Linked DNA regions of Homo sapiens: all the other regions are linked to region 1. A link is a loop called in an ENCODE intact Hi-C map of the cell type or tissue named here. Cell type or tissue: sigmoid colon. All regions are shown on one strand. Region 1 overlaps TARS1-DT (TARS1 divergent transcript). Region 2 has its middle 100 kb from the start of TARS1-DT. Region 3 has its middle 92 kb from the start of LINC02160. Region 4 holds the start of LINC02160 (long intergenic non-protein coding RNA 2160).

What was found. Peaks named below come from ENCODE experiments on the same cell type or tissue, not always from the same donor. Only the 100,000 strongest peaks of a DNase experiment are listed, where the experiment ranks them.
Region 2: a loop joins it to region 1, with 3 times the contacts of the local background. A loop is called at or near these places in 2 of 110 quality-filtered maps.
Region 3: it touches region 1 in a loop (3-fold over the local background); 3 of 110 quality-filtered maps call a loop at or near these places.
Region 4: a loop joins it to region 1, with 7 times the contacts of the local background. A loop is called at or near these places in 2 of 110 quality-filtered maps.

What each region holds. Positions count from the first base shown.
Region 1 is chr5:33,405,204-33,413,203 of GRCh38, reverse strand. It overlaps TARS1-DT (TARS1 divergent transcript), which reads left to right. Exons shown (of 3, transcript XR_001742630.2): 3 at 2,159-5,282. Among named protein-coding and RNA genes, the nearest start is that of TARS1-DT, 31 kb to the left of the region's middle. In sigmoid colon, no CTCF peak of the experiment used is centred here; DNase peaks (open chromatin) are centred at 3,140 and 3,633.
Region 2 is chr5:33,333,172-33,341,171 of GRCh38, reverse strand. No RefSeq gene overlaps it. Among named protein-coding and RNA genes, the nearest start is that of TARS1-DT, 100 kb to the left of the region's middle. In sigmoid colon, no CTCF peak of the experiment used is centred here; a DNase peak (open chromatin) is centred at 3,371.
Region 3 is chr5:33,317,250-33,325,249 of GRCh38, reverse strand. No RefSeq gene overlaps it. Among named protein-coding and RNA genes, the nearest start is that of LINC02160, 92 kb to the right of the region's middle. In sigmoid colon, no CTCF peak of the experiment used is centred here; a DNase peak (open chromatin) is centred at 4,039.
Region 4 is chr5:33,229,215-33,237,214 of GRCh38, reverse strand. It overlaps LINC02160 (long intergenic non-protein coding RNA 2160), which reads right to left and starts at 7,480. Exons shown (of 4, transcript NR_147008.1): 1 at 7,357-7,480. RefSeq lists a silencer at 1,198-1,247. In sigmoid colon, no CTCF peak of the experiment used is centred here; a DNase peak (open chromatin) is centred at 3,854.

The DNA of each region.
Region 1 (8,000 bases):
CAAAGCCATTGCCTGGGAGTCAAGATATTTTTGTTTTAGTTCAAAGTCCATTTACTAAATGTTTTTAGGTTATATCGCCTTTTCGATTTGGGGGATCTTATTTTTTCATATAAAAATATAGGAGTAGGTAAGTTATCTCTAAGATGGCTTTTAGTTTAATTCCATTACCTCTGCTGCTCAAGTAGATTTGAATTGCACATAGGACTGTAACTGAGATTTCTACCTTCTTCATTCCTAACTGAAAGCTGGGTGCAAAGAAGAGCACAAAAAGTGAATACCTAGTGGCTGATTCAGATCCACAGAAAGTGCAAATATTTTAGTTTTTTATTCTCCTATGAATAGGAAATATAACGTCAAACATTTATTGCTATGTTTTAGACTCATTCTAAAATTAGCCCAAGGTTTCCTATATTTCCTACATCCAATGGAACTGTGTATTAGTCTGTTTTTACACTGCAGACAGAAGCATACCTGAGACTGGGAAGAAAAAGAGGTTTAATGGACTTACAGTTCCACAATTGGGAGGCTGGGGAGGCCTCACAATCATGGCAGAAGACAAGGAGGAACAAGTCATGTCTTACATGGATGGCAATAGGCAAAGAGAATATACCAGCAGGGGAAATGACAGATGATTATAAAACAATCAGATCTTGTGAGAACTCACTCACTATCATGAGAACAGTATGGGGGAAACCTCCCTTATGATCAATTATCTCCACCTGGCCCCACCCTTGGCACATGAGGATTATTACATTTCAAGGTGAGATTTCGGTGGGGACACAGAGCCAAATCATATCAAACTGTAAAATTAGAATTCGTGGTCAGAAGATGACTCTGAACTCCTGTTAAAATTTTAAGTATCTTTTTCTTCATTACAGAGGTTCTCAACTGGGGCAATTTTATTCCACAGGAGACATATGTGGCAATGACCAGACATTGTTTTGATTGTCACTACTGGGGAAGTATCACTGGCATCTAGAAGGTAGGGGCCAGGGATGTTGTTTAACATCCTGCAATGTATGGGACTGCACCCTACAACAAAGAATTATGTAGTTTAAAATATTAATAGTACCAGGCTTGAGAAATTCTACTATATAATAAGCCTATTGATGGTGGAGATTTTTGTCTTATTTGTATTTGTTTTCTAGAGATCAATGCTTGTTTCTCATGTTCTCCAAAACTGATCTAATCCTTTCAGCTTAACATTACTGTTAGGTACATTTTATGGAACTAAAATTATTTGAAAATTGATAATGTATGTAGAGCTTTTATTTTGTAATTTTTTAATAATTAGAATATTCAATTAACCAGAACAATCACCATTCTAACCAATAAGTTTCAGAATTAGAGCCTATAACACTATATAGTTTTCTGTACATTGAGCCTACAAAATGTTATTCATAAACAGTAATATAATCCCACCCTAATGGACTCTCTGAAATTGACATTTTCTTCTGAAGTCAAGTTTAATTATGATAAATAAGTTGTATGAATACCTGAAGCACATTTCCAGATGCGAAGATGAAAGAGTGATGATATACTGTTTCTCAGAAACTGAATTAGTGAGTGAAGAGAGAAGGAAAGGGGAGACATATGATGCTTACACAGTCACTGTTAATATTTTAACTTTCCAAACTTCAGCTTTGAGTATAGCATGGGTTTTTAAAATTTATTTAAAGATTTAATTTTTTTTCTTTTTCTTTTCTTTTTTTGAGACAGTCTTGCTCTGTTGCCCATGCTGGAGTGCAATGACACAATCTCTGCTCACTGCAACCTCCACCGCCTGGGTTCAAGCAATTCTCCTGTGTCAGCCTCCCAAGTAGGTAAAATTACAGGCGCATGCCACTATGCCCAGCTAATTTTTGTATTTTTAGTAGAGAGGAGGTTTCACCACATTGGCCAGGCTGGTCTTAAACTCCTGACCTCAAGTGATCCACCCATCTCGGCCTCCCAAAGTGCTAGGATTACAAGCATGAGCCACTGCACCCAGCCGAAGATTTCATTGTTATTTGCCAAAGATGGTATAGATATTTAAAAGCTGCCAGTTCCTAGATTGATTGATCCATTCAATCCGTCTATCATTCAGTCAAGGAACTAAACATGTATAGATTGCTCTCATGTACAATCTTTTTTATTTATTTATTTATTTATTTTTTAGCAGAGACTCACTGTGTCACTGAGGCCAGAGTGCAGTGGCGGAATCTAGACTTACCACAACCTCCACCTCCCAAGTTCAAGCAGTTTTCCTGCCTCAGCCTCCCAAATAGCTGGGATTACAGGTACGCACCACCATACTCGGCTAAGTTTTGTATTTTTTGTAGAGACAGGGTTTTGCCATGTTGCCCAGGCTGATCTCGAACTCCTGACCTCAAGTGATCTACCCACCTCGGCCTCTGAAAGCATTGGGATTACAGGTGTGAGCCACCGCACCCAGCCTCTCATGTACAATCTTCTATGATAGATAAAGACTAAGGAACAAGGATTCTGTTCTCTAGGAGCATACAGGCAAATGGGACAGATAAGACATATCTGTGTATATATCTAATACAAAAAATAATTTTTAAAAAGTTTATGCAAATAAGATGCAAATAAGTGTTCTTGTAGTTCAGAGGAGGAAAGGTAATTTCCAACTGGTGATTTTGGTGGGGGAAGATATGTTGGGGAGGAACTTTGGGATCAGAAAATATGAACACTATATACAGAGACATGAAATGTTCCTTTGGCCCAGTAGTCTTTGCTCTTCCTGACCAGTGTCAAAACCACTATTTACTGTGCATGGAACTTCTCAGAGCCTTTGATATGCTAAGTAAACTTCAAGAGAAGGAGATATTATGCAGCACATCTCAAACGTGTTAGTAAATGTATCACTTTATTTATTTGTCAGGATGTAAGTTCCACAGACCACATTTCAGAAAATGCTGTTTTACTCTATAGAAGTTGGGTGAATGTGGAAGACAGGCCTCTGGATAATTTTAAAATCACATTCAGGGAAGAGGAAGGGAGGTAACAATTTTCATGTGACTGAAATTGTGCTGCGTCCTGTACGTAACCACTTGCATGGGCCACCAAAAACTTCCAGCCCAAAGAAAGGGTTGGGTTTGAGACCAAGGATGAGCAGACTGTTGGGTGCCATGGGGGCTATGTGTTTCATGTCACAGATACACACCAAGAATCCATTTAGCTCCATGGTAACATGGAGACTGGCTGCCTCACTTAGCCGACTCATTTCCTCATATTAAACTTGAACAGTACATGAAAACCAGGTTCCAGGCATCCCCCCAACACCCCTCCTTTTTTTCCATTTTCAGGATTAGAAATTTGATCTTTGGAATTACGCTTTTTTTCTTTTTAAAATAAAACGATGGTGGCAGGTTTGGTATGGAATGCTTCTTTAATTGTAAATAATTGTTTCATATTTTGTCAATGGGGCCTACTTAGAATTGAAGGGTCCCTAGGTCAAAATGTGGAACCCATTCAGACAACATCAAAGCCTTCTATGTTCTCTCCAGAGGGCAGAGAGCAGATACATCTGCTTGATCCAACGCATACTTTTCTTGCAACCAACCAGTCGTTTATTGTTTTAGCACACACTGACAAGCAATGAGACAAGACAGGGACAGAGGAGGCAGCTTGCCAAGGGATAGGGCCCTGAGCATCTGTAAAGCAGCATTGCAAAATCACAGAACACTAAAGCTGAAGGGAACTTATTGATTCCCATAAAAGAATCAGCTTCCCTAGACAAGATGGGGGGAAACTGAGGCCAAGAAGGCCAAGTGACATACCTTAATTAATCAAGAAATAAAATCAGATTCTGGGCTCAGCATCTCAGTCCTAAATCAGTGTCCATTTTTCTGCATCACAAATTAGTACTCACAGTTTGGATTTCATTATGCAATACATTCTCTATCTACTCTTAGCTTTTTTACTTTTAGTTTGTTTGAGAGTAAATTGGGATTCCCAGCTATCCTTTACTCAGGCATGAGCCTTTGGAGGCTTCTAACTTGAAATAGATGGTTCTGGCATTTGGATGGAGTGGAACACAAACAGATTTGCAACAGAGATTCAATTTTGTTGGAAACTCACTGGGGTTGAAAAATGAAAGACGAAATTGCCAGATAGAAATGTGTTTGGGGTTTTAGTGAATCCAGAATGCTGAGAAAGAGTTGAAGAATTTGGACCAATCTCCTCATTGCTTGGCTTGCTCAGCCCTGCTCAGCACTACAGGAAAGTTTGGTGGAAAACACTGGAAAGAGGCTTTGTCTATAAATATCCCAGCAATAACCAGTCGACCAAAACAATCTTGGGCTCATGCTTTTATTCTCAATATATCCATGACACAATTAGCAAATGTTTACTAAGCAACTACTGTGTGCTAGGCAGTGGGGATACAATAGCTTTAGAGATGCTCTCTCTCCTAGCAGGTTGTCTTCTAGCATGGAATTTCCAGGGGCCTGGCATGGTGGTTTGTGCCTGTAATCCCAGCACTTCAGGAGGTTGAACGGGGAGGATTGCTTGAGCCCAGGAGTTCAAGAGTAGGTTGGGTAACATAGTAAGACCCTATCTCTACAAATAATATAAAATTAGCTGAGCATGGTGGCATAGGCCTATAGTCCCAACTACTCAGGAGGCTGAGGTGGGAGGATAGTTTCAGTCTGGGAGGTTGAGGCTGTGGTAAACTGTGATAGTGCCACTGCATTCCTGCCTGGGTAACAGTAAGACCCTGTCTCAAAAAAAAAAAAAAAAAAAAAAGAGGAACTTCCAGGGGACTTCTAGAAATCGTCCTTGACCTGCAGTTCAAGGACACTGCAGCAAATGTTCAGGTGCATCCTTCACTTGTGGAAGGGATCTTGAACTCAGCTCACAACTGAGGTTCAAACGTCAATACTCTGGTCTGGTGCACTGGGGTGCCAGGGGCAGGAGTTGGAAGTCAGAGATAAAGGATCCCCTGAGAGAACATCATCATGAGCGAAGACAGTAGGCCCAGTTGTTCAGATAGAACAATGTGATGATGGTCCGGATGTTGGAGAGAGTAGTGGTTTCAGTTTTGGTGTGAAACTACACTTGACCCAACCAATTCTCCCTCATTCCTCAAGAGTGCTTAGTCCTTTCCACCAGGTATTATGTTATTTAGACATCTCTTTCTCCAACTAGACTGTAAGCCTCTTAAAGGCAAGGTATATATTTTAAATAATAGTAACTTTTGTTGTTTTTTCTCTTACTTGAAAGGAAATGCACATTTATTATCAGACACTTAGAAAATAAAGATAAGCAAAATGAAGCAATACAATGTTTGGAAAATTTCCATACACCTTTCTGTTACTGATTTCTAAGTAAATTACATTGCAGCTAGAGAACGTAATTTGTATGAATTTAATATTTTCAAATTTATTGAGATTATTTTAAGGACAAAAATACAGTCTGTCTTGCTAACTAGTGTATGCGTAGTTATAAAGACTGTGTATTCTGCTGTTGTTGGGTGGGATGTTTTATAAGTGTCAATCAGGCCAGATTGGTTCATAGTGTTGCTCAGGTCTCATATTCCCTTACCGATTCTCTGTTTACTTGTTTCATCAATTAATGAGAGAGAGGTATTGAAATATACAACCCAAGCTGTGGCTTTGTCTATTTTGTTTTCAGTTCTTTTAGTTTTTGCTTCATGTAGTTGAAGAAGCTCTGTTACTAGCTTCTAGTTCTTACTTTGGTGCTGCTGACCCCTGGGTCTGCACAGTTCAGGGTCTCGTGGATCAGGGGCAGGTTTTGAGTGTCTTGGTGAATGCTATTGCTAATAAGAAATAATAAAGTAGGAAGCAGCACCTGATTTTGGTGCTATTTGATACCTTGTTTGAGGAGCCCCTCCCTTATTTTCAGAACCCCATCCCTGACTATCCCCTCTGTGCCTTTGCTCCTCTCTGTGCTATAAAGAAGCTCATTTCAGATTGCTCTGTTAGATTTATTTAAAATTTTCCTTTCTTTTACCCCTCTCCAAAATGCCTGGTTCTATAGGGTTCAGATGAATGGCAACTGTAACTACTGTAATGAGATTAACAAACTCTAGTCCAAATGTTCTATCAGACCCAAGTATTGAATCTATCTCAAGCAAGAAAGGAATCCACTGAAAATATACTGAGTAACTCACAAAATACAGAAGGAGAAGGTTTCTAAGCTCAGAAATGACATAAACTAAGGAAGGCCAGTGAATTAGTCCATTTTCACCCTGATATAAAGAGCTACCTGAACACTGATATAAAGAGCTACCTGAGACTGTGTCATTTGTAAAGAAAAGAGCTTTAATAGACTCACAGTTCCACGTGGCTGGGGAAGCCTCAGGAAACTTACAATCATGATAGAAGGTGAAGGAGAAGTGAGCACCTGCTTCAAAAGGCAGCAGGAGAGAGAGAGAGAGAGTGAGGTGGGAACTGCCAAACACTTTTAAACTACCAGACCACATGAAAACTCACTCACTATGAGAACAGCATGGGGGAAACTTCCCCCATGATCCCGTCACCTCCCACCAGGTCCCTCCCTCGACACATGGGGATCACAGCTTGAGATGAGATTTTGTTCGGGCCACAGAGCCAAACTATATCAGCCAGGCAACAGGTACATAATTTAGAACATGTCACAGGAACAGCTGGTTGGAGTATGGCCACTGACCTGACTGCCTCTGAGCACACTGAGCTACAGCTGCTGGCCCCCTACCTTTGAGCCATTGTCTCTGTCCTTTACGTCATTCTTTCTCTATTCAAAAATCCAAGGAAGAAGCATCCAATTATCCAGGCTTAGGTTTTACACCTGTGTCCCCTTTACCAGAAAGTTGAGGAAGAGAATAATTTGTCCCCTAACTCCAGCTTCTGTAGTTGGGTATGAGCCCAACTCCTCAAGCAGAAAGAATGTTTACTTCTTGTGCTGATCCAAACCAGAATAATGTAATTGAATAATAATTTAACCTTCCTCCTGATAACATATTTTAATAAGTGCATTCAAAACTTTAATGGAAAGGAGGACCTAATACAATAACAGCAATGACTTCTTGCAGCAGAGTGGCTATCAGGTTTATTGACTCCCCTTTGACCATATCAAGAATAACAATAACAAATTATAATTTAAATAATTTTTGCATAGTTTAAAAAGCATTCTTGTAAAAATTATCTCATTTCACCTTGATAATTTTCCTGAGTAACAGACAGTCTAGAATTTTGAGTCCTATTATACAGATGGAAAAACTGACACCTAAGGGGGTTTCACCTAGCCTGAAAGGGAGTAGAAACATGGTTTGAACCCATGATTCCTTTTGCTACATTCTGTTGTCTGTCACATGGAGCTGCCCACTTTCAATAACCCTAGTTCACACTAAGAACCAGAAAACAACTTCAAAAAACTAAATGTCTAAAAAATTGGCCTTGTCTCTAGCAGTGGTTCTCAAATATTGGTCCATGGACCAATGGAGTCAGGTTCACCTGGAGTTTCTGCTGCACCCCATCTTCAGTCCTTCTCCCAGGTGTTTCCCTTGAGGCCACCATTTTTAATACTTTTAACCAAGTGTCTTAGTCCATTCATGCTGCTATAACGAAGTACCTTAGACTGGGTAATGTATACACATTGTAAGTTTATTGCTCATAGTTATGGAGGCTCGATAGTCCAAGATCAAAGTGCTGGCAGGTTCAGTGTCCAGTGAGGGCCTGTTCTCTGCTTCCAAGATGGTGCCTTAAACACTGTTTCCTCTGGAAGGGACAAACACTGTGTCCTCAGATAGTAGAAGGGACAGAAGACAAAAGGGCCTAGCTAGTTCCCTCAAGTCCTTTGACAAGGGTATCATCCCATCCATAAGTGCTCTGCCCTCATGACCTAATCACCTCCCAAAGGTTTCTTTCTTTTTCTTTCTCTTTCTTTCTTTCTTTCTTTCTTTCTTTCTTTCTTTCTTTCTTTCTTACTTTCGTCTGTCTTCCTTCCTTCTAAAAAAAATGGGATACATGTGCAGAACGTACAGGTTTGTTACATAG
Region 2 (8,000 bases), 72 kb after region 1:
CATATAAAAGTTGTTGGGAAGGCATTAGGCCTCTAGTTCTTCATTTATAAAACAGGACTGCTAATAGTACTATCTCATAACGTTGTTATGAAATTCCAAGGAGATTGTGCATAGCAGCTAACCCAGTGTCTATGGCATTGTGAGTGAGGATCTGATCCTTGTAAGCCCGTGACATAGGAGGTATATTGTTATCTGCACTTTACAGGTGAGAAAACTAAAGCTCCAGAGGATTAACAGGGACTTGCTCATGAGAGTGATTTTAGTCTGAGATCTCTAACTTATAGCTCAGTGCTTTTTCACTATAAGAAGTTCCAGGGGGAATTAATCAGGTAGATTGCTCGAACTTAATCCCATTTTTTTAAGTACTTTTTCTTTGACTCTTAGTATTAAGAGTACCTTAGTAGGTCCTTTCTCTTGGGGTAGTATATTGCCCCAAAGAAAAATCTGTTACTCTCCTGCCCCAGAGATATAACTCAGTTTTAGCATTATGAGCAAAAGCCCTGGCGCAGGAGACTTTTACTTAATCTGCTGTTTTTAGTATAGTATTGCTGCCTTCAACTGTGCCTGATGTTTCTGAGTCCATAGAACTTTAGTTTCAGTATCTTCACAAAAATCAATATGTCCAGTCTTCTGCTGGGGTTGGGGAGAGACAGTCTCCTGGCTTTGCCTGGTAGGAGAGGAAGTGCTCTTTCTACGGGTCCTTTTCCAGTCCCTTACCATATTCAAAGCCACTTGGTGCCTCCAGTTTCCTGTTCTTTCTGGTGTTTCCCACTGTGAATCTGCTTCTTTGTTACCACTGCCCCTCCACCTCCAGCCTGCCACTTGTAGGTAGTTAGCTTTCTGTCTTAAAGGATGTTTCAGTTTCTACTCTTTATTTACTTTCCAGGTTCCAAAAATTTTGACGCGGATCATTTGTTATCTTTTCTCTTGTTTCTCTTGTTTTTTGATCCTTGTGGGTTTATGAGTTTTTGAAAATTAAATAATTTTACTGTTTTTACAGGGTTTTTTTTTGGAGATGGAGGAAATCTAAAATCATGTGTTCAATCCACCACGTTTAACCCTACCATTTTATTTGTTATTTTGAAGAACTTAACATATATTTATTTTCAGGTAACTCTACTAACTCTATCTCTTCGGATGTGATATCCTTTTAGTCTGCCTTTTGTAGCACTTAACTTCTGCATATTTGTAACTGTTGTTAGGTATATGTTATCCTTTGTGGCTTTATCCTGTCCATCATCTCCCTACGGGCATCTTTTGTCTTCTTCTCCATCTCTTTACTGCTATTGTAGTGAACATGCTGCTTGCTAGGCTCTTCTGTCCCTATTTAGATATTTGTTCTTTTGTTCATGGCAATTGCAGTCTGGGTTACAACTGGAAATGTGAGGATGTGATGGCTGCAAGAGGGAAGGGCATGGAGCTTTCTTCTTTTTTTCCCTTTTTTTCTTTCTCATTCTAATCTGCCTCCCAGGATCTTCCTTCATCTACTGATGTCTTTACTCTTCTGCTGACCTGTTGCCAGCAACAGGGATTGTGATTGCAAAGAACAAAGTGAGAAGCCCCAAACATACCCCACCAGTCCTAGGGCTGTCAGCCACATTCCTGCCCTGTCCAACAATCACACCTCAATCCCAAAAGCTCAGTCCTGTTTGAAAACCTTAAGGACCTTTTTTAAGTGGATGTCTTCCTTTTATAAACCCAGAGGGACCTTAGACTGTCTTGGTTTTTCCCTTAGGACCTAAGTAAAAAGAAAGGAAAGAAGATACAGGAGGGAGTTTTTTCTTTTTTTCCACCTACTTTTGTGCTTACTAGCAATTTAAAAAAAACTGAAAACTAAGATTAGTGGTAAACTTGTCAGATAATATTTTATTGTTCGTGGGGCCAGAGTAGGAAGAAATTGGTCAAAAGTTATGTGATGGCTTTAGAAGTGAAAGGAGGTAGACCCGATTCATCCTAAATTTCTTTGGGAGAAATATGCTCTGCTCATGGACCTTCTCTTTGTTCTTTTATCTTTTCAGATTCTCCCTTTCCTCAAATTTCAGATAAAAAAGTGGTTCGGAGAGGAAGTTCTAGAGCTAGACTTTTTTTGAAGCCCAGCTTTGATGATTTTTAGGTATATAAACTCGAACACCATCATAATAACTGTGACAGCGTGATACTGGTGCAAGCATAGACGAATGCACCAACAGAACAGAATAGACTCCAAAACAGACTGACTTATGATAAGAGTGATACTGCAGTTCAGTCCTTAACCTCTGTGTGTCTCAGTTTCCTCAAATGCAGAATAGGAACAACTGTATCCCTATGGTGGTGGTGTGACGATTAAGGGAATTAATACAAATGTGCTTACAATAGGGCCTGACATCTAATAAATGTTTGATAAGTTCCACCTATTTTCCCTGGTCCCAGGCCTTAATCAACTTCCTCTGAAATTTCAGTCCTTATTCTGCACTGCTTATTTTGGGACTTAATTATTCACTTCCTTGTTTTGCTACCAAATTATTTTGTGTGCAGTAGTTTTGTGTCTCCATCTATTGTAAACTCTGAGGACAGAGACCACATAGACTGCATGTAATTGCTTCTCTAGTTATCAGGGTGCCCAGAATAACATTGAGTTCCAGCTGGCATTCAATCTGTGCTTATCAGTTGATTGGGCAATAGATCACTTTGGAAGTTAGGAGATGTTTGTGAGGAGATCTGCATTTTACCTTCCAAGATAGAGGGTAGGAGCAGTTCTGTTTTTTTGTAGCCTTAATTTTTATCAGAAACATTTGCTGTTTTTACCTTTTTACTAAACAGCTCTGGACTGTATGAGTTCTTAGGAATTATACCTGAAAGAATCCACCCAGAAGTATATACACTGCAAGGAAATGTAAAGACTCATGGTTCTTCCCTTTCTTTCACCTCCAGGGCCTTTAAAGGAGACAGGAAAGAGTTTATGATTTTGCTCATTCATGAATAACATTTTCTCATCCATATTGTTCTTTTGGGTCTGCTTAGTTTATATACTTTATGTTACAACCTAAAACTCCCAGTTGGTTTTTTTTTTCTCTTCTTTTTTGCCTTCCATTTCACATTACCTTCTGGCCCTAGGAAATCTGTTTTTTCAAAGTTTTTCTGCTTTCCCGAGACAGTTTGCCAGTTACCTGGAAGGTGGCATATTGCCCTTCTTCGTGTTTCCAACTAGTCTCAAAGTGCTTTCTTTCCCAAGAGGTGGCCAAAAACGGCTGTGCTGAAATGGTCATTTGTGAATACAGTAATTCTCAGGAGGCATAAATTCACATCCTGTTCTCACTATGTATTTTATTAACTGTTAGAGTTATTCTACTGCCAGGCCCTGGCTAGAACCTGACTTGGTGCCTAGTGCTAACAACTGTCTTTAAAGGATTATGAATAGGGTCATAAACACTATTTACATTAGTAGGAACACGTACTTTTAGTATTTCTACCACTCCTTCTCACTCCTGCTCACCCTCACAGGCATGGGCAGTTCATAATAGGTGCATGGGTACTCTGCATTTCCCCTGTGGTTTTTTTTTTTTGGTCACATGTGGATGAATTCGTTTGTTTAAACTTTATTTTTCACAATCAAGTCACTCTTGTATCCTGGCCTCCAGTCTTCAAATGACATGAAACTTCCCAGATTATGTGTTCTAAGGATTTTTCCCCCTTCTTTTTAACTAGGGCCAAAAATAATAAACCTGGGTTATGATGCAAGTAACCAGAAAGTTAAACCATTGCTTAATGTACATTAGCATTAGTATCAGAGCCTTGTCATAGGCATAACAAAATCGTGGAACACTCTTTAGTTCAATGGCAAACAATATTTACTTCCCAGGTGTTTGAGATATTAAATATCAACTTCACATCAGAGAAATGTAAAAATGAGAGTTAGAGAGGCAACTCATCCGTGGGTTTTTCCCTGTTTTACTTAAGAAGGAAACTGGATAGTTGAAAAGAGGAATTATTCCTGTTCTCTCAAGATGTGAACCCTGTCCTGTTAAAACATGTATTAGATGGCAAATGTGGGAAAGAGGCAGTATTGTGCAAGGGTTACTTTGATAATGACTGGCTTTGCACTAAGAACATATAGTAATACATGGTGGATATCATTCAAAAAGCTTCCAAGTGTATGTAGGACAGGGCTTGGATTCAGTTCAAGCAGATGGATGAACAGTCACTCATTCAACATGCCCCTCTAAGTGATGAAATCAGAATAATGATAGCAGGGATTATAGATGACAGAGTCTTTCCTACAAAAAAAATACACGGCAAAGAAATGCAAAAACTAATGTTTCCTTGACCTTCATGTAGAGATAAGGAAAACTAAGGGAAGATTGCTGATTGTGTACTTAATTTTTTCTCATAGACTCATTTTCTCATTCTCATTATTTGGCTATGCATTTTATATTCTGTGTCCTTAAAACTGATCATAGTCATGAACTGTGCCTGAAAATGCTGTTTAAGCCAGTGTAATGTGGCCAGCAGAAGTTTCAACAAGCCACCTATCCTGTAAAAGCAGTTCTGAGTAATGCTTAAATGCACTGGCTTTGGAAGTAGCGGAGCTATTCAGTATAGCATCCATTGATTCAACCAGTCATGGATAGAAAATATTTTTTCAAAACAATAAAAAAAAATACAACAATACAAATAATACAAATTTTAAAAACCAATACAGCATAACAACATTTACATAGCATTTACATTGTGTTAGGTGTTATAAGTAGTCTAGAAATTATTTAAAGTACACAGGAGGATGTGCACAGGTTATATGCAAATACTGTGCCATTTTGTATAAGGGACTTGAGCATTTGCAGATTTTGATATCTCCAGGGAGTCCTGCAGCCAACCCCGACAGATACCTAGGAACAGCTATAGAGTGTTGTTAACCATTACTTCGATTTTGCACTGACAAAGATGTCAACTATCTGGCTAGTTTGAGTAACCTCTTCTCTAGACACTGCTAGAGAAACATAATGATCTGTGTTTCACATTTAAAGTCCATTTAAGGGGCCGGGCATGGTGGCTCATGCCTGTAATCCCAGCACTTTGGGAGGCCGAAGCGGGTGGATCACCTGAGGTCAGGAGTTCAAGACCAGCTTGGCAACCATGGTGAAACCCCGTCTCTACTAAAAATACAAAAATTAGCTGGGCATGGTGGCGTGCACCTATAATCCCAGCTACTTGGGAGGCTGAGGCAGGAGAATTGCTTGAATTCAGGAGGTGGAGGTTGCAGTGAGCTATCGCACCACTGCACTTCAGCCTAAGCAACAGAGTGAGACTCCATCTCCAAAAAAAAAAAAAAAAAGTCCACTTAAGTCTTTTAAGAGCTCCATGTACGTCTTTTGATTATAGCCATGTGTTATTCCTGCCCAGTTTATAGAAAAAGATTGTTCCTAGTTGTGTTAGGAGAGAAAGTTGACCAGTGGGTACTGATCTCTTTTTTAACATGGCTTCTGTCTTTAACCAAGGAGGGCTGGACTCATGCCTCACCATAAAGAGGATAAGAGACAGTGAAAATTTAGAGGGTAACATTAACTATAGTGTCTATTACAGAATGGGCTCTTGTTGAGGGGCTTTGTAAACAAGAAGGGATTGATCACGTGAAATACATAGATTCAAACAGGAAAAGCTGGGGAATTTTCTAATTCTAGTACCTTCTCCAAGCCTCAGCATTTGTAGACCTTTATACAAGTGGTATGAAAAAGAAGAATCTATTTTGTTTTGTTTTGTTATTGATTTTTAACTACTAAAGACTATTCCCTGTGAAGCTATTGTGTTAGTGAAATAAATTTTACTCCACAGAAATTGAACCTTCTCTTCAGAAGGTCTTTGCTGGCTCTTCTTGCTTCGAATATCCAGTGGAAAGAAGCCCTTATATTTCTGTGCCAATATTTTCTCCACTTTGGAAGTACTTGAGTGAACACAGCACATCATTTTTTCAGAAATCAAAGATTTCTCATTAAAATCTTTACTTGAAATTCACAATTTAATAAAGTTTCTGAGTTAATATGAAACCAATAGTCCATTAAGAATAAGGAATGATTGGCTTGTATTTTTTATTAACCGTCAGCTGTAAGCAACCTTAAAATACCATCTAACACATTCAAATTCACCAGGCATGACTGCCCAGTGCCCCACCCAACCTAGCCTCTCATTTGTTCTCTTATTACATCTCTTATTAAATCTCCAGTGGAAGAGATTGTGTCAGAGTCTCCTTCACTAGTCTATTTCAGTGTCTTACAATTCATATGATGCTTAAAAAGAGAAGTAAGCATTGTTTAAGTGTAAATGTTTATTTTGTTATTGCTCAGGTTGAATCCTTTTCATATTCTGCTGGCTGTCTTATTCGTGCACCAGTTGTTACTCATGATGCAGATTGCTGATATTATATCTGATGCTATTGTATACTATAGAAGATGGGCCACCAAAAATGCTGAGTGTCCATGAATCACACAGCAATGATCTGAAATCTCTTTGAGTATGAGGACCATTGTTAAATGACAAAATGTCATGCCATCACCCCAGCCCCGATCACCTGACCTCCTTTCACACATATACACAATACTAGTTTTACTTTTAGTATCTAAGAATATTTATTGTGGAAAACAACTGTTATGAGTGTAGTAAAGCTTTATAGTAGAAGTGTATTTTATTAAATATAACATCTTCATACATCTAAAAAGTAGTAGTGATAGGTCAAAGTTTTTTATCTAGAAAATGAAGGTACTGTATTTGTACAAGTTCTCATTCCAAGTCATTTAGTGAGAAAATTGGGGTGTTTTACCTATAAAAATCCTTAAAACATTGTGCATATTTTTGGAGCTAATTAAAAACAAAAATAACAAAGATTGATATACATTTAATTTTGTTCACTCTACATAGCTATAGCCCATAGGAAGGGTTCTGCAAGAACACAGCAATCACCTTGATGATGAAGCATAATCCCTGTGGGTGCTTCATGCGAAGTTCTGAGCCTCAGCCCATGTTGCCTATGGTTAAATCAAATAATGTATGTAAATAACAGCAAAGGGTCTATAATCTCAAAAAGTTATCTCTACACAAACTTGTGTATATACATACTTTTCTCTATATAGAGTACCAAAATTTCCTGATTCATGAGTCTTCTTTAATTTAACATTTAAAAAATTGCCCTCTATGGCATATATCGCTCTATGGAGATTACCTCAGAATAAAACAATCTTTTAACAACAACAAAAAAGTATTTATGAGGGTCTACCAGGCAGCTGGCAAGAAATTAGTGGTTTCTCTCATGCATTTACCACATGTTATCTGTTGGCCATAGATGAGTACTGAATGTCTGTTTCTATGGATGCAGAAAGGAATTTTTATATTGGTGAGCTGTATTTCAGTTTAGAAAATTGACCCAGGTTTTATAAAAATAGATTCGTCTTTGATAGATATTTTATTGGATAGCTATAAAGGCACTGTTGTTTTCATTCATTTTTTATATTTGTGAAGGAAAAGTTGATTTGTATATTTTTGGAGCTGGTAAATTTTTTTCTGCCCATGTATGAAGAACTGAACGATTATACATGTGGTTCAATGTTTTTGTTAGATTGTTGGGGATAGTGATGAGGTTGGGGTTAAAGAATCAGAAATTGGTATACCAAAGGTACCAGGAGATTGCTTGTCTTGATTTGGTGCTAATAGAGGGACAGAATTCCCCTTTCAGACCCTAGGAGGCCTGTTTGTTTTTGCGTGTGGAGATAGATACATGGAGGTTCAATTTGGAAATGTAGTCAAATCTCTGCTAGAATAGTTGATAGAAAAGCTACCGTGGGCCACTCATATTTCTGGTTATCATAAAGGTCAAACTGGATATTTAAAACATAAAACAGAAGGCTTTAAAGGACTGTCTCCCTTGCTGTGAAAACCATTCATGCCCCTCTTCAGGTAGCAGTATTTTAGTGGGAAAGATTGATAATCAGAACTCTCCATTATCAAGTTTAATATAAAATATGTCTAAAATATTTCCA
Region 3 (8,000 bases), 88 kb after region 1:
CTTTGGAGGTAAAGATGTCTGTGTCATCCCTGCAATTTGTCCTCTTATAGGTTAAATGTTCTCAGTTCTCTCCTTCATCATTTGAGATAATTTCCAGACAGTATCTTGGTTGCCTTTGTCTGGATACATTGTTTTGACAGTGTTTCTTTTACAACATAGCATTGAGAAATAAACACAGTGTCCTAGATCTGGCTTTACTAACACATTGGATTCTGTCCTGGAGAGTTTATTTTACATTTTTATTTTCTTTTTTTAAGCTTCAGATCAACTTCTACTTGAAATATGTGCTTATGGGAGACCTCTGATCATATGCTGTCTCTCAAATTGTTTACTAATATCATTGTACAAACGATATATCTAAAAGTAACGTATCACATAATGGATGGTTGGATGAGGTAATCAAAGCAAAGCCTGTTTGTAAGTCATTAAACACTGTACAAGTATGAGATGTTGTAATTAAGGTCCTCATAGTTTCAACATGTCAGTTTGAAATCATTGTTGAAATACCCTTGGATCCATAATTTTATTTAGGCAAAATAACCAAATATCTTCCAACTAACCAAATGTTTTTTTCATGGTCATTTTTTCTTTTATTGAAATAAATTAATTGGGGCTACATTTTCACAAATCACTCAGGAAATGGTTATTGAGCACTGATAAATGTACTGTTAAGCACTTCAGTGGATACAAGGAAATCTTGGACACTGTCACCACGGAGTCTCTCTTATGAAGGCAGGGTGGCCTTGGGCAAAACTGAATTTGTCATTGTTGTTTTCATTAAAATATTCTTTACAAAAGGTGTTCATTTGCTGGAAGAAGAGGGAACTAAAGCCTGGGAGATTGGAAAAGAGTGGTTGATTTTGGTGTATGTAGAAAATGTGTGATCTTCAGTTTTTAAATATTTGCACTGAGGTGACAGTGTGGACTTGCAGAGAACTCTTGCTTTCTGGAAGTGAAGGCAGAAACAAGAGAAGCTGTAGTCTGGAAGAGCGAAGGGAAAAGAAGGGAGAAAATAGGGAGAAGTGAGTGAGAGGATAGCACCCTGCGAATAGCTGATGCAGGTTAGTAACTAAGCATAGAGGAACTAAGGGGGTGTTTGCAACTAAGGGAAGATTAAAAGACACACTTGGCATAGCCCAGGGAGTCTGCAAGGCAGCGAGCTCTAGCACAGAGGTTTCAATCAAAAGATAAAGAAATTGGACAGATCTGTGGCCTAGCAGGACAAACTTGGCTGTTCCATAACTGAAAGGAAGATGAAGCTCAGTCTTGAACTAGAAGGAAGGAATAAGGGAGGATGATCATAAATGTCAGCACTCAAAATGGGCTTTTTATTATCCTACATTAGCTTGGAGTTAGAGGTACTACAGATAATTCAGTGCCTCAGTGATGTGATCAAGGGCCCAGGTCAGCCCTTTCCACCCCTCTGTTTTGCCAGCCTCAACATATTAGCTTTTGTTCTCAGATGAAATGCTTACAGTGTCAAGATGGTTTCAGTGGTTCCAGACATCACTATTTCACTACAGTTTTATATAAATATAGGAAGGTATACAAAGTGGGCCTAACCTACTACCTCCAAGAAGACTTTGGGGGTAAAAGTCTTCTCCAGAAACCCTGATATACTTTCCTTATATATTAGTTATATTTCCACATTTAAGTCCACTGCCAAATGCAGCTAGAATAATCATGGCATGCACCAATCATGGCTTATATTTTCGAAATAGGAGAGAGGCTCACCTTTCCTGAGCACTTGGCTGCCTGCTCTGACCCAAATCACGAAGGGAAAATGGGAGGGGAAGCTGTTGATAGGCAGTCAACAATATCTGCCATAAATAACTCCGCGATCTCATTCAACAAATATATCCTCTTTTTTTTTTGGTTTTTATTCAAAGGATTTTGATAAAGGAACAAATACTATAGAGCAAGTTCCGGAAGGGATTTATTTATTTATTTTTAATGCTTGTGCCTGCTGTGTAGTATGAGGCTAAACTTGCGTTTTTTTTTTAACCACCTTGTTTACAGGGTATTCAAGAATTCTGGATTTCTGTAAATTCAGCTTGTTAATATGAATTCTGATTCTTAGGACTATACAGATTAGATTTGCTAACTACTTTTTTTGGTATATATCAAAATGTTTTATTGAACTAAAAAATGGCTTTCTCTATTTTGTGCTTATAAGACATTTTCTCCCAAAGGAAAATACCACCAAAAAGATTTCAATGTCCAAGAAGTTTGGTGAGACGTAAAATAAAAGTTATAAGCCTATAATTTCATACCATAATATAATTTTATCATGGTGGTATCATGAAGGAGCATTGGATTGGAAGACAAGAGACCTGAGGTGTACTACTGGCTCCTTGACAAAGTAGCTTGTGGTCTTTATTCAGTTATTTTACTTCTCCAGACCTCAATTTCATCATCTCTTCCCTTGAGGGAGTTATATTAGATCAGTGTTTCCTACACTGTGTTCCATGTAAAACTAGCTTTCCGAGAAAGGTTTATTGATATACGAAAACTGGAAAATTTGGTCAAACAACTTTGGAAAATACTGGGTTAAACCAAGTTAATCACATTTCTTCATTGCAGGATTTTCGGGGCCTTTACTATGCTAATATAGATTGTGAATCTCCAAGAAAAGGACAGAGTATATAGGGTTTTCTAACACTGTTTGGCCAGGAAGTCTATTTTGTTTTTGTTTGTTTGGTTTGGTTTCGGTTTTTTAAAGTATCACAAAACATTTTTCTTTGGAGCACAGTGTGAAACATTGAGCTGGTTAACATTTGACTCTGCAGTTGTGCAAAAGGGATGTGTTCTTTGATTTCAGAGGCTTTCTGTGAAAATAACTGGGTGGAGGTATATCTCCAATTATATTGAAGGAGGAAAATCAAAACTAGAACCTGGGGCTGGGCATGGTGACTCACTCCTGTAATCCCAGCATTTTGGGAGGCCGAGGCAGGTGGACTGCTTGAGCTCAGGAGTTTGAGACCAACCTGGGCAATATAGTGAAACCCTGTCTCTACCAAAAATACAAAAAATTAGCTGGGTATGATGGTGCGCACTTGTGGTCCCAGCTACTTGAGAGGCTGAGGCAGGAGGATCACTTGAGCCTGGGAGGCGGAGGTTGCAGTGAGCTGAGTTTGTGCCACTGCACTCCAGCCTGGGTGACAGAGCGAGACTCTGTCTCAAAAAACAAAACAAAACAACAACAACAAAAAATCAAAACAATAAAAAAAACTAGAATCTGCAGAATGGATAGAGTTTTCATAGCTGATGATGAGTGGAGAGATTTTTGGATTAAACGGTTAATCTGGATAAAAACATGAACAGAAGGCTTTGAGAAAGCCTCCACCATCTTCATTTGTAACTTCAACCTTCCTCATCATGCAGAAGTGGGTTGAGAGGCATGTATGGTAGAATGAATGAACTCTTATGTATAATAGACTATGACATTTGAAAAAGCCTAAGAGGTTTAGGGCTGTGATTCTCTTGTGACCTATTGGAATGAGAGGTCCTCAGAAGGTGCCTATGAATGTGCATGTGAACATGTATGCCACATGTGGTCATGTGTGTGCATGCATGTTCATGTGTATGCACAAGTGTTTGTGTTTTAACCAGTTTATTTGGATCTGAGATGTTTTTTACACATTTTTCACCTAATTTTAATATTTTTTCTTCTTTTTTTCTTAAATTGTTGGAGTTTCTTGGCTATCTTGAAAGAAACTGTAGAAGTCACACAGAAGGGGAGGTAAGAAGGCATCTCTAACATTGCAGTGTTCCTGCTCTTCATTCCTCTGCCACCTGGCAACTTTTACTTCCTATAACAATTGAATTCTGGACCCAGGATTTTTAAGGGTAGGAACACATTTCTATGAAATTTTGCAGTCAAAGAAAACATGTATTGTCAACACTGTTTGGAATCCATGATAGTTATCATACTTGGCATCAGGGAAATTGAAATCCCACATGATTCATGCCCTAGGATTTTTCCCTTGGCTTTCATGTCCACTGAAACATTTCCTGGCTTGCTTGAGTTCTCATCCAGCCCAGGAGGTTCCTATCAGAGCTGCCTGAACAGACTGCGTAACATGGGTGATTTATGATGCACTAATGATGGAGTTGCAGATTTTTTTTATTAAATACCAAGAACAGAAGGGAAACAAAAGGGAAAAACATAGATCATAACTATTACTGCCTGAAATCTTTGCACTGGGCATGTGAAAAACAAAGCAACGAGAGGCTCAAATCTTACCATGTCGAGCAAACTTGTGTGTGGATTTACTGGTTTCTTCCCCTGGGGTTTTCTGTTTCTTCCCCTTTGGCTTCCTCTTTGGAACAACAACCTAGGAAATATTGTCATTCACAAACATTTTATTAAAGTGCATTTATTCAGTCAACATATATTTGTTGAGCAACTACTCTGTTTCAGGCACTGGTTTAGGCCCTGAGTACACGCAGCAGTCAACAAAACAGACAAAAATTCTTTTATGGAAATTGTGTTTCTAGTGGGAAGATTTTACATACACACATACATACAGTTATACTATAGATATTTATTATATGTACATAATATATACACATATATAATACATGTACATATATAATATAAATACATACATACATATACAAATATACATGTGTATATATAGCAAATTAAACAGTGATGAGAGCTAAAGAGAACAAAAACCAGGAAAGGTGAAATGGAGAGTTTGGGGGAAGGAGAAGGGTTGAAATTTCAAATGGGGTTCAGAGGGAAGGCCTCATGAAGAAGGTGACTAAAGCCTCCAAGGCATTGAATCTTTCCAGATGGAGGGAATCTCAGGTGCAGTAGCTCTGAGAAGTGTGAGAAACAGCAGCAGGCCAGCATAGCTGCAGTGCACAGAAGAGAGAAGACGAGATGAGGGCATGGTAGCATCGTGGGTTATAGTAGGGACTTGGCTTTCTACTCCTGTGACACAGAAAGCCATTGGAGGGTTTTAAGCAGAATCTGAGCTTGACTTACATTTTAGCAGAAATATTTGACTTCTGTAGTGAAACACACAAGGGCAGAAAAAGGGAGACAAATAGGTAAGCTACCTGGGAATCTGAGGCCTTGTCTTCAGTTTCTTCCAGGGAGCTCTTTTGACAAGACCTAAATTACTGGCTCTTGTGTGTACTGTTCCATACCCATCTCATGGGAATCCCTTCTTCATCTTCGCCTCAGCAAAATACAGGAAATGCAGCAACTTCTTTCTGGCTGCCAAAGCCACAAGCCAACCTATCTCTTGCTTTTCAGAGTTTTCAGGCAGGATCAGACACCATTTCAGTGAGTTCCCCTCTAACAGAAGAAGATTAATGAAAAGCTATCTGAGTGCTCTCTTTGTAGCCTAATTTCTCTTGGCTGGGGTCAAGAAGGAAGCCCTCTATTCCCCTTTGGGAAGGAAAAGACTCATAAAACACCAATAATTTTCTCCACTGAAATACCCGTTAGAGATTCTCTAAGTAATGTCCTCAAAGTCTCTTTCATTAGACTTTATTTTAGGAGCTAGTACTACTTCTGTGCCGTTTTCTTGGAGGAAAAAAGATAGCATAACATTCTCTGAGGAAATCTTTCTTCTCAAGCTGTATTATTCTCCCATTTTTTATCCTCTGGATGAATGTAACGGATTAGAGAGTTTTGCAATTATTTCTTCCAACTACCCCTTTTGAAATTTGCATCTTGGTCTAGCATTCTATCTTGTAATGTCATAGCTATTATATTTTGGTACCTTGGTTACAACATCCTATTACAAAGGGAAGGGTTCTTTGCTAATTAATGACTTATGTATTTCTGACTTGATAATAGCTATCAATAAATGAGAATGTGTTTGGCAGAGAGTTTCTAAAAAGAAAATTCAGGATGTCTTATATCATTGTGTCTTGGCATGGCAATATGCATGTAGTAGATACTTAACAATATTTGTTGAAAGAATGATTGAATTTTGTGGTTTGAATGGAAACTGCAAAGTGAATTCATATTAGGAAAGCAGTTCACGATCAGAATTAAGTCCATCCCTCACAAAGATAGAGCAAATAAGGTAATTGTGTTCTCATTCTATATCAGATTACTGCCCATGCTATTGCTTTTTTTTTTTTTTTTCAGCACAGGAGTTGGTCAGCAAGCTCTAAGCCTCAAGGTCCTTATGAGTCTCTAAAGAAGCTGACACCTAATTAGATAACAAATGCTTTCATGTCACCAAGAGTGTACTGGTTTGTAGAGAGAGTAGGAGAGTTTTCTGACCAATGCGAGAGACATGAGCCTTCATGTCTAACCCTCAGACCTGGACTAGAGAAACGTGTTTTAGAAATGATGGTAAATACTGGAAGATTGCCTTAACATGACCTGCTCTGATGTGGGATTCACACTTAGACTTTGTATTGCTTTTTAGTAATAAATGCGTATCAGAAGGATACTGTGAGCCAAGCCGTGAGCTGGAAGACAAAGCATATGAATGAGAAAGGTTCAATAATAGTACATGAATGGTTGTGAGGCAGTCCATCGTCAATTGCCAGTAAGAGGTCTAAACAATGAGCTCTGTGAGAATAGAGGAGGAAGCAGTCACTGTGAGGTGGGGGAAGAATGTGAGGCTTTCTGAAGTACCAGAGAAGCTCACTATATCCTAGGGTTCCACCCTATAAATTTTACACTCATGTAACATATGTCATGCAAGTGTGAAAAATATAAATCACTTAATCACTCTGTGCCTCAGATTTTCATCTGCCCTTTATTAACTTTCAAGTCAAGAAATATAACACATACACAGAAAAGCACCTCAGAAATAAATGTACAGTTTAATGAATAAAGAAAATAAAGCCACATGTATAACTGTAACTACATGAGAAAACATGGATGGGGCTCTAGAAACCCTGTGTGTCTCTTCCCAATCCCCATCTCCTCTCTCTGTCTTGGCCAGATAACCACTGTCCTGAGCTTTATGGCAATGATTTCCTCAGCTTGCTTTTTAGTTTTGTGCACTACATACTGTAAGAGTTGCCCGAGCCTGGTCTGGAATAGAGCTCGTCTCTGTGATTTAATTTACAAACACTTTTGGGGAGAAGATTAGCATCCCTCATACAGTGCCTGAACAATTTTCCAGTAAACTTTAATGAGATATAGATTTGTTTTGGAAACTACTCACTCATCAGTTTTGCTCTCAGTTGACTATCAGTCAAAAATCTACTATTAATATCTTTAACTAAACTTTCATTCTTTATATATCTAGACTAAAAATAACTACCTCATCTGTCTCCTTTCCTATAAAATGTACATATGAGGAATAAGTGTTTGAATAGATCTCTACCTTTCCCTTGTGTTCAAAATTTTTTTTAATATTTGCTACCTGCTTATAAGTAAATAGTCTGAGAAGTTTACTTTAATGGTAAGCATTACTAAACTCTGTATTCTAGTGCATAGGGCTCATTTTTGAACCATATGAAATGGATTTATATTTATTTTGTCATCTTTTCTTATTTCACTGAATAGTTTGTTTTTAAGAGCTGACCGTCTTGTTCTATGTAGTTTAAGAGCTGACCATCTTGTTCTATGTAGTTTAATTATTTTTATTGCTGTGTAGTATTACTTTGGAGATACATACCAAAATGTATTCATCCTACTGTTGATGGACACTTTGTTGTTTCCAAAATTCCAGTTTGGGATAGCTAGGGACAAGAGTTTTAGGACCGTTCTTGTGTATGTATCTTGATGCAAATACGTAAGAATTTCTCAAGGGAATGTACCCTGGAGTAGACTTGATGAATCATAGAATATGCAAACACTCAATTATAGTAAATAATGCCCACTTCCTTTTTCCATTGTGTTTCTACCAATCTGTACTACTTGCAGCACAGTACCAGAGTTTCCATTTGCTCAATTTCCTTACCCAACACATTGTATTTTCAGACTTTCTAATTTTCTTAATTAGTTTGGAGTAAAGTAGGAATCTCATTCTGTCTTAAGTTAAAGACAGTATTTGTCTGATTAGAAATGA
Region 4 (8,000 bases), 180 kb after region 1:
AAGTCCAGGAGGTTTACCCCAGTCCTCCTGGCTTTACAGCATTCTGGCAACAGATGACCCTCTAAGACCCCAGCTTTTATATGGGGCAGCCATTTTTCCTCCATTTTGCCAGGAATAAACCCTGGTTTCTCCCCTTGCTCCTCCAGACCTAAGAATAGTAATGGCTTTTCACTTCTCCTAGTTTCTAGATGCATCACAGTTTCCCTTTTCTCCCATAACTCAGCACTGCTCTGTAAACAGCCCCTTCAGTTCTTTTCAGTTAAGCCCTCTTTAGTGTAGGCCTCTCAGTGATGCACTGTCAAATTTTCAGTGGAAGGTTTTTGATTTTTTTTTAAATGAACTGGCCAATTAATATTGAACCGGAAGCTGTTCTTCTATTCAAGCTCTTTCCTTATAAAAACCTGATGAGTCTTATTTCCTCATCTGTTAAATAAAGATTTAAAAATATGCCCTGTGTTACACAGAAATGTAAACATTACTGCATTGAAGATTGGAAGCCACTTGACATAGTGAAAAGGAGACTAGAGACATATATTCTAATTCCAGCCCCAATTATTTAGAACTTTAACTTTATGTTATATATATAACATATATATATATATAACATTTATGTTATGTTTTATATATATAACTTTATGTGTATACTTTAGTTCTCTTGGACTCTTTTCCCCATGATAAATATGCTGATTAGGTTAAGTAATCTCCCTGTCCTTCTAGTTCAAACAATTTTACAGTCCTTATATATTCTGTTCTTACTGTTCTAGACTATTCAGTAGCATGACCTATAAAAACAAACAAAAAGAATGTGGAACATAAAACTGAAGAAAAGTGTTGATAGAAGTTCTCCAGAGAAAGGAAAGTTAAAAGATCTAACTTCTATGTGGTTACAAAGGGCATAATCAAGACCATTGGCTAGATGCTGTAGGAGGTAGCTGTAAGTACAATGAATGGGAACGCCTTTCTAGTATATAGACTGGTTCAGTAATGAAGTGGAATATGTTGACTTTCAGGGAAGTGACTTTTCCATCACTGTAATGTTCAAGAAGAGATACATATTTACTATTTTCTCAGCGGGTACTGTAAAGAAGATGCCTGTGATGATATGCGGTTGAAGTAATGGCTAGGTAAGTCACAAATGTGCAGTAGTCTTCCCTTATCTGTGGTTTCACTTTCTGAGGATGTGACTATATGTAGAAACAGGGCATGTAAAGAGGTTATTAAGGTAAAACGAGGTCATATGGGTGGGCCTCATGCCTCTGTGACTGATGTTCTTATAAGAAGAGGAAGAGGCACAAGGGGTGTGCATGCACAGAGGAAAGACCCTGTGAACACACAGGAGAAGAAAGCCCCCTGCAATCCAAAGGAGAAAGGCCTCCGAAGCCAACTCTGCTGACACCTTGATCTCAGACTTCTAATCTCCAAACTGTAAAAAACACAAATTCAGCTGTTGAAGCCATCAATCTATGGTAGTTTGTTCTGCTAGTCCTAACAAACTAATAATATGATAAAGGATACTTAGTAGTAGCACATGATTTCAAAATTTTCCACCATATAGACATAAGGTTTACTATACTTCCACACCGTGTTCCCCTCACATGTATTTACACCACTGGTACTCGGTGTGAACCCCTAGAAACTCTATACCCAGTGGTTTCAAACCTTCCAGGAGCTGCCATTGCATGTCTTTCCAGTGTATCAGTGACTCACCGAGGAGGAGAGCAGCCAGGTGAGGAGGGATTACTGGTGATTATTATTATCAAGGTTCTGTGTAGATACTTCCTGCTGGGATGTGCACAAAAGAGAGATCTGGTACATCACTGTAAGCAAGCTCCGCCTTCAGAATGCAAAATATGCTCTTGAATCTAATTAGATATGGGATCAAAGTAAAGAATTTTCTTCCCCAGATTGACTGGAAGTTTTGTATATTTTTTAGTGGACCAGGTCACCTGAGAGTACCAGTCAGCCTACAGGCTCAAACTGATTTATACTTTGGAGGGAAGGAGAAGTGGCTTTGGAAACTCCAGCCTTTTCTAAATACCATCTAGTATTTAGATGGGTCTAGTTGGCTGACCCTTCTAAGGCAGCACTGTACATCTGCAATGATTTATACAAACAGAGTCTGCAGCTTGGCTGTCGTGGTGTGACTCCTTCCCCCCAGCCCTGTCCATATTTTGAGGACCAAATGGAAGAGCCCACCTATAGCAGCACCCCATGAGGAAGAAGTTTGTTACCTATGGATTCAAGCTGAAAAAGATGAAGTACTATTTCTTCTGAAATAGCTGCTTAAGAAGCAGAAGAAACAGCTATAGGGAGAAGCATTCTCCAGGAAGGTCATCATCATAGGCCAAATGCTATCAGGAATGTAGCATGAAGAAGAAAAGCTTGAATAGATCAGGAGAGGTCTAGGTTTAATTCTGAGTTCTAGCACAGGAACACGTGGTTGGCAGGTCATTTAGACCTTCTGTATCCTCCTAAGAAATCCAGTCTGTGAAAAATAATAATGGGAAATTTTACATAGCAATTCAGGCACTAAATGCTTTATATTTATTGTAACTCGGTTAATCCTCCCAAGGGTTTTTGAAGCTTGTTGTCTTACGCAGAGTTCCAAAATGACCCTTAAGATTCCTGCCCCCTTGTGTATATGCCCTGTATGATCCCCCTCCCTCATACCCACCTGAGCATGCATGGGACTTACAAATATGAAGCCTATCACTTTATGATTGTTGTTTTATAAGATGAAATAAGTTTGTAGATGTAATTAAGATCCCTAATCAGTTGGCTCTGAATTATTCAAAAGAGAGATTATTCTATTTGAACCTGACCTAATCAGGTGAGCCTTTAAAAGGGACTGGGCCCATCTTGAAAGAAGAAATTCAGCCAGGCGTGTCAGCTCACGCCTGTAATCCCAGCACTTTGGGAGGCCGAGGTGGGTGGATCACGAGGTCAGGAGATCAAGACCATCCTGGCCTACGTGGTGAAACCCCATCTCTACAAAAAATTAGTCGGGCGTGGTGGCGGGCGCCCGTAGTCCCAGCTACTCGGGAGGCTGAGGCAAGGGAATCACTTGAACCTCGGAGGTGGAGGTTGCAGTGAGCCGAGATCGCGCCACTGCACTCCAGCCTGGTGATGGAGCAAGACTCCATCTCAAAAAAAAAAAAAAAAAAAAAAAGAGAAAGAAGAAATTCATAGTTTAAGAGGGACTCTCCTGCTGGCCTTGATGTGGCAAACTTCTGTGTTGTGGAGAGCGACACATGTCAGGTACAGCAGGCAGCTTCTAGGAGTTGAAAATGAACCCTCCATTGGCAGTCAACAAGAAATCAGAAACCTCGGTCATACAATCACAAGGAAATGACCCAAAAGAGCTTAGCAGTGAATCTTTCCTTAGTCAAGTCTCTAGATGAGCATGCACCCAGCCAATTCCTTGATTTCAGCCTGTGAAACCCTGGGCATATACATATATATGCACTAAAATGTGACTGGCTTTGACCTGCAGAAACTATGGGAATACATTTGTGTTGTTTTAAAGTCACTAAGTTTGTATCCACAGAGACTGCTAAGTTTGTGGCAGTTGTCATGCAGCAATAGAAAACTAATTCACTGGTGCTATCATTACCTCTATTTTACAATAGGGAAACTTAAACTAAGTTGTCTAAGGTCACAAAATAAGCAAGTAGTAGAACTTGGATTTGAACCTAGTTTCTGGCTCCAAAGTGTGTATGTTTAACTATTGCACTGCACCAAGCTCTTGCCACCTGCCTTCTGTTTTCCTCTCTTTTATAAGTTGCCATGGCTAGTGTAGACATAGGACTCCTCCGTCTGATATATTGGTCTGAAAAACCATTTTGAAGTCAGTAACTCTAGGCTCTTGGCCTCTAGCCAGTCTCCCACTCTGTAACAACTCCCATTTTTCATAGATGGGAAATTCTAGGCTTCACTCCCAGAAGGTTTTTTTTTTTTTTTTCACCTCCCTTAAAAAAAAAAAATCTACGGTTTTAAATTATAGCCCTGTGGTTAAGGGAAAATGACATTTACTGGGGAAGCAACTTGTTACGGTCTTAGGTACTCTGCCAACTGCAATGAAAAAGGGGCTTTTAAATGTCATTTATACATTAAGAAAGATTTAAAGAGACACTAAAGAATATACCTAGCTGGCATTGCCAGAATCTGTAGGCCTTATATCCACAAGTATCCTGGGCTAAAATTTAATTTGTTCTTTTATGTGTGAGTAGAGTATGTTCAGCCCCAAGTCTGAACCAAAATGTTTAAAAATCACACTTCATTTAAAGGGATTCATGGAGACATGCCAGATCTACAAAGATATAAAGTGTAGATCTGAAGAGGAGGCAGAAATCTCCATTGCCTGGAGAGTCTCTTTTTAGGGTGGAAAAATTATCTTAAAATGAGGCAATATTCTGTTAAGAGGACCTAACCTGGATGAGTTGTCTTAAACTTTCTGAAAACCAAAACAGAATCTCCTCTAATTTAAATAAAAGATGACCGAGGCCCAGGTAATAGTATGGTCCAGGTATCAAAAGATAAAGAAGTGAGTAATCAGATTTATTCAGCAATGCTATTGAGTTAAATTGAATTTCCACTGTGGCTGATTTAATCTGATCCCTGTAGAATGAAGGTTGAAGGAAGATAAAATCTTGAGGATAATACTGGCAGTGATACCACTGTGATGCATTTTAGCTTCTGCCAGTTAATTTCATCTATGGCCATGAATATATTAGCATTATATATCTCTGTTGTTTCATTTAGTTATTCACATTTTTGCCTGTAAAATGCTCCTGAGAACCCTTCTCCCACTAACCTTCAAACATCTTAGACCCTGTGTTTCAGCTCTGCTCATTTATAGCCCTTACACTTGCCTTGGAAGGGCCGACAAAATACTGATACATTTCACTTTTCTGAGGTTGATGGAGCACACTAGCACATTAAATTAAAAAGTGGTCACTATATATAAAAGTGACATAAGAGTCTCAGTATCACTGGGCTGTGCATATCAAACTGTTTTTACTATAAGTGTTGAATTTGGGCCAAGTCGTTTAATGCATTTTAATCTTGTGACCGAGAGTATGCATTTACAAGATTTTCACCAGGAATAAGTGTGCTCTAGAGTAGATCTGCTTACCATGTGTTGCTACCACAGGAATGTGATTTTTCGAAATAGAGTAAAAAATGGTACAATGGTGAGGAACTATTTGGTCAAAAATTTGCAAAGAAATTTTTAAATAATGCTAAGAATTGGATATCTTTAAAAATCTAATTCTGATGTATTTGTGTAGCACAAGGCCTGCATCTTAGTAATAATAATCCCCCGTGTCCATAGCAAGGTCTCTTGAAGGTGATATCTAACTCAGGATTTCTGTAATGAATTTAGGAGACAATACGTGAGACTATCTATACCTAACACAATGCCTGGCACCTGTGAGTTATTTAACTGGTAGAAAATAGAAATCTAAAAAACAAGTTAACAGGTTGTATTGAGTGCCTGATAGAATGAATGAATGCAGGTAGGAAACATTTAAGATACTTATTAATGAGTAGGCATGGAATTTTCTGTACTATGACTATATAATTTCTTAAAATTGAAAAACATTGTTTTAAGAGAGTTCTTGCCATCAACATTTAGTATCTCATGACTGTCAAATTCTTTTAGATAGGAGCTTACACAGAGGGAATGTTGCATAATTGAAGAACACTGTGGGATGATAAATTGGGCTGTACCAAATTAGGTCATCCTTAGTCAAAATGTATAATGACGGTCTTTTCACAAACATCTTCACTGGGTTAAAATACCTGACCCAGGAGTTCCATCTGAATGATGGCTAGGTTGAGAACAGTATTTTCTCATGCACACCATGAGCAGAAGAAAAGCCAGGGTGAAAAGCCCTTTCCCCCTGAGGCTTTAGCCACCTTCAGGCTTTAGCCAATTACCCTGCCTGATACTCTGGTTTACTTAAAAACACATTAGTTGGAAAACAAAACAAAAAAATCAATTTAGTTGTAAGGATGTTGACCATTTCCCTCTACTATTTCAGGCTTCGCGACTCTGCCCTAATTGGCAAACAGGTCACAGAAGGTTGATCATATTATTGTATCTGCATCACTATAAAATTGAACAGTTTTGCTTATTTAATTATTTTCATTAGATACCCTTGATATTCTTTTTTCTTTAAATTTCTTCTAAAGGAAAGATTGTATTTGTCACTCTTTTGGAGCCTGCCAAATAGTGTAATTAATTGATAAAGGGTATTTCAGGTATTGGGCTCACTATCTAGAATTCGCTACAGTCGTCATTGTTCTGGGGAAAAAGAAAACAAACACTTGGAAGTGGCAGTGGATAAGCCGGGGCCGTGGTTTATTCAGTGGAAGGAAGTGTAGTTAGTTTCAGCGTAGAGGAAATCTGTCTAAAGGAAACTGGATTGATTTCTTTAAGGAATAAAAGCCAGAGTGCTTTGTGGGGAAGGTGAAACACTCGGTGACCGTTTGCTTAGCTTTCAGTACAGTCACAAATACTAGTCTGCTGAGTAAAAGCACCTAGGACCGGTCACAAAAGGACTCCACCGCCACAATGAGAGGCTGTCTAGGGCCTGCCCTGGGCAAATAAGTGAGAAAGTTTGTCCTCCACGGGTGTCCACGGCCTCCGCCACCACAATCTGCAACCTCTTCTTCAACTCTAGAGTTTCTTTTCTCTATTTTCTTTTCAAAGGCTTACGGTGTTTTCATTACTTTTTTGTTGTTGTTGAAAGTATTTCTTGTGTTTTCTTTCTGTAGTATAACATTCTCTAATTAAAGCAGGAAAGTAGTTTGATAAACTGTATTCATACTAAGGTAATACAGTCTCAGGATTTTTTTTTTTACACTTTGTAGTGATCTTTCTACTAATACTTGGAAAGGACTGTGCTGAACTTAAGGAATTTTTAGACACCTGAGAACCAGAATGGAAGAGATAAGCAGGCACTTGAGCAAAAGATGAACAGAGTGAATACAATTGTACAGTGGATGCCAACAGGACTGAAAGTGTTGAGTTTCAAATCTGTTTCTGCACTCGGTGAAAAAAAGGTTATTTTGCTTGATTAATACGTGAAGTAGGCTTAATGACTACCACATTCTCTATCATTTCATTTTAAGTCCTTCCCAGAAAAAAATGTATACTACCTGTAAGACTGCTTGTCGTATGAAAGTATAACTTTTTTTTTTTCTGATAGTTTGTCATATACAACACCTAACCCATCTGCCATCATCTTTTTCAATTTTTGTTTTTGTAGAGCTTAACATTATGCTGAAACTCAATCATATATTTTCCCTCTGGGGGTTGCATCAGTTTTGAAGAAATGAAAATGTACTTACGTTCTAAAGAGGACAGGCTACATAGTGTGACTTCTGTCTGGGTAGAAAGGATTCCTCCATCTCCATCAGGCATCGGGACATGCAGAGGCTTCAGCCTAACCTGCAGAAATACATATCTCAATAAGACTGAAGTCTCCTTCCTAGTTTTTTCAAACAATGATAGTTTACTCTGTATCTCAGTAGTGCCTATAGGGAAAAGAGCATGGGATTTGTAGACAGGAAAGTAGATATGTCTGCTTGGCATGCTGCTCCCCTCTATGTCCACCACATCCGTCAGATTCATTCCACCCTATTTTGACCAGTTCTGTGCCCGGGAAGCTGACCTCTTTTGGTTGCCTCATCTGAAATCCTTACTCTCCGGCTTCTGCTTTATTTTGGCACATTGGAGGTACTGGCAGGGGACTGGAAGGTGACAAGAGGGCAGGATCAGAGTATTTCTTCGCTGGCTTTATGCCTGCTTTGTCACAATTCTGGCAGTACCTGTGTTCACTGTCCGAGGCCACAGCTCCTGCCACACAGATCCTCTCGTGGTGGCAGCTTTCACCAGGCTCCGGGAACATTGTTTCCTCTTCTTCAGGCCTCGGCGTGTAGTCCTGCTTCCTGCTTTTAGTCCCTGAGTGCTTTACCATCTTTTTTTTTTTTTT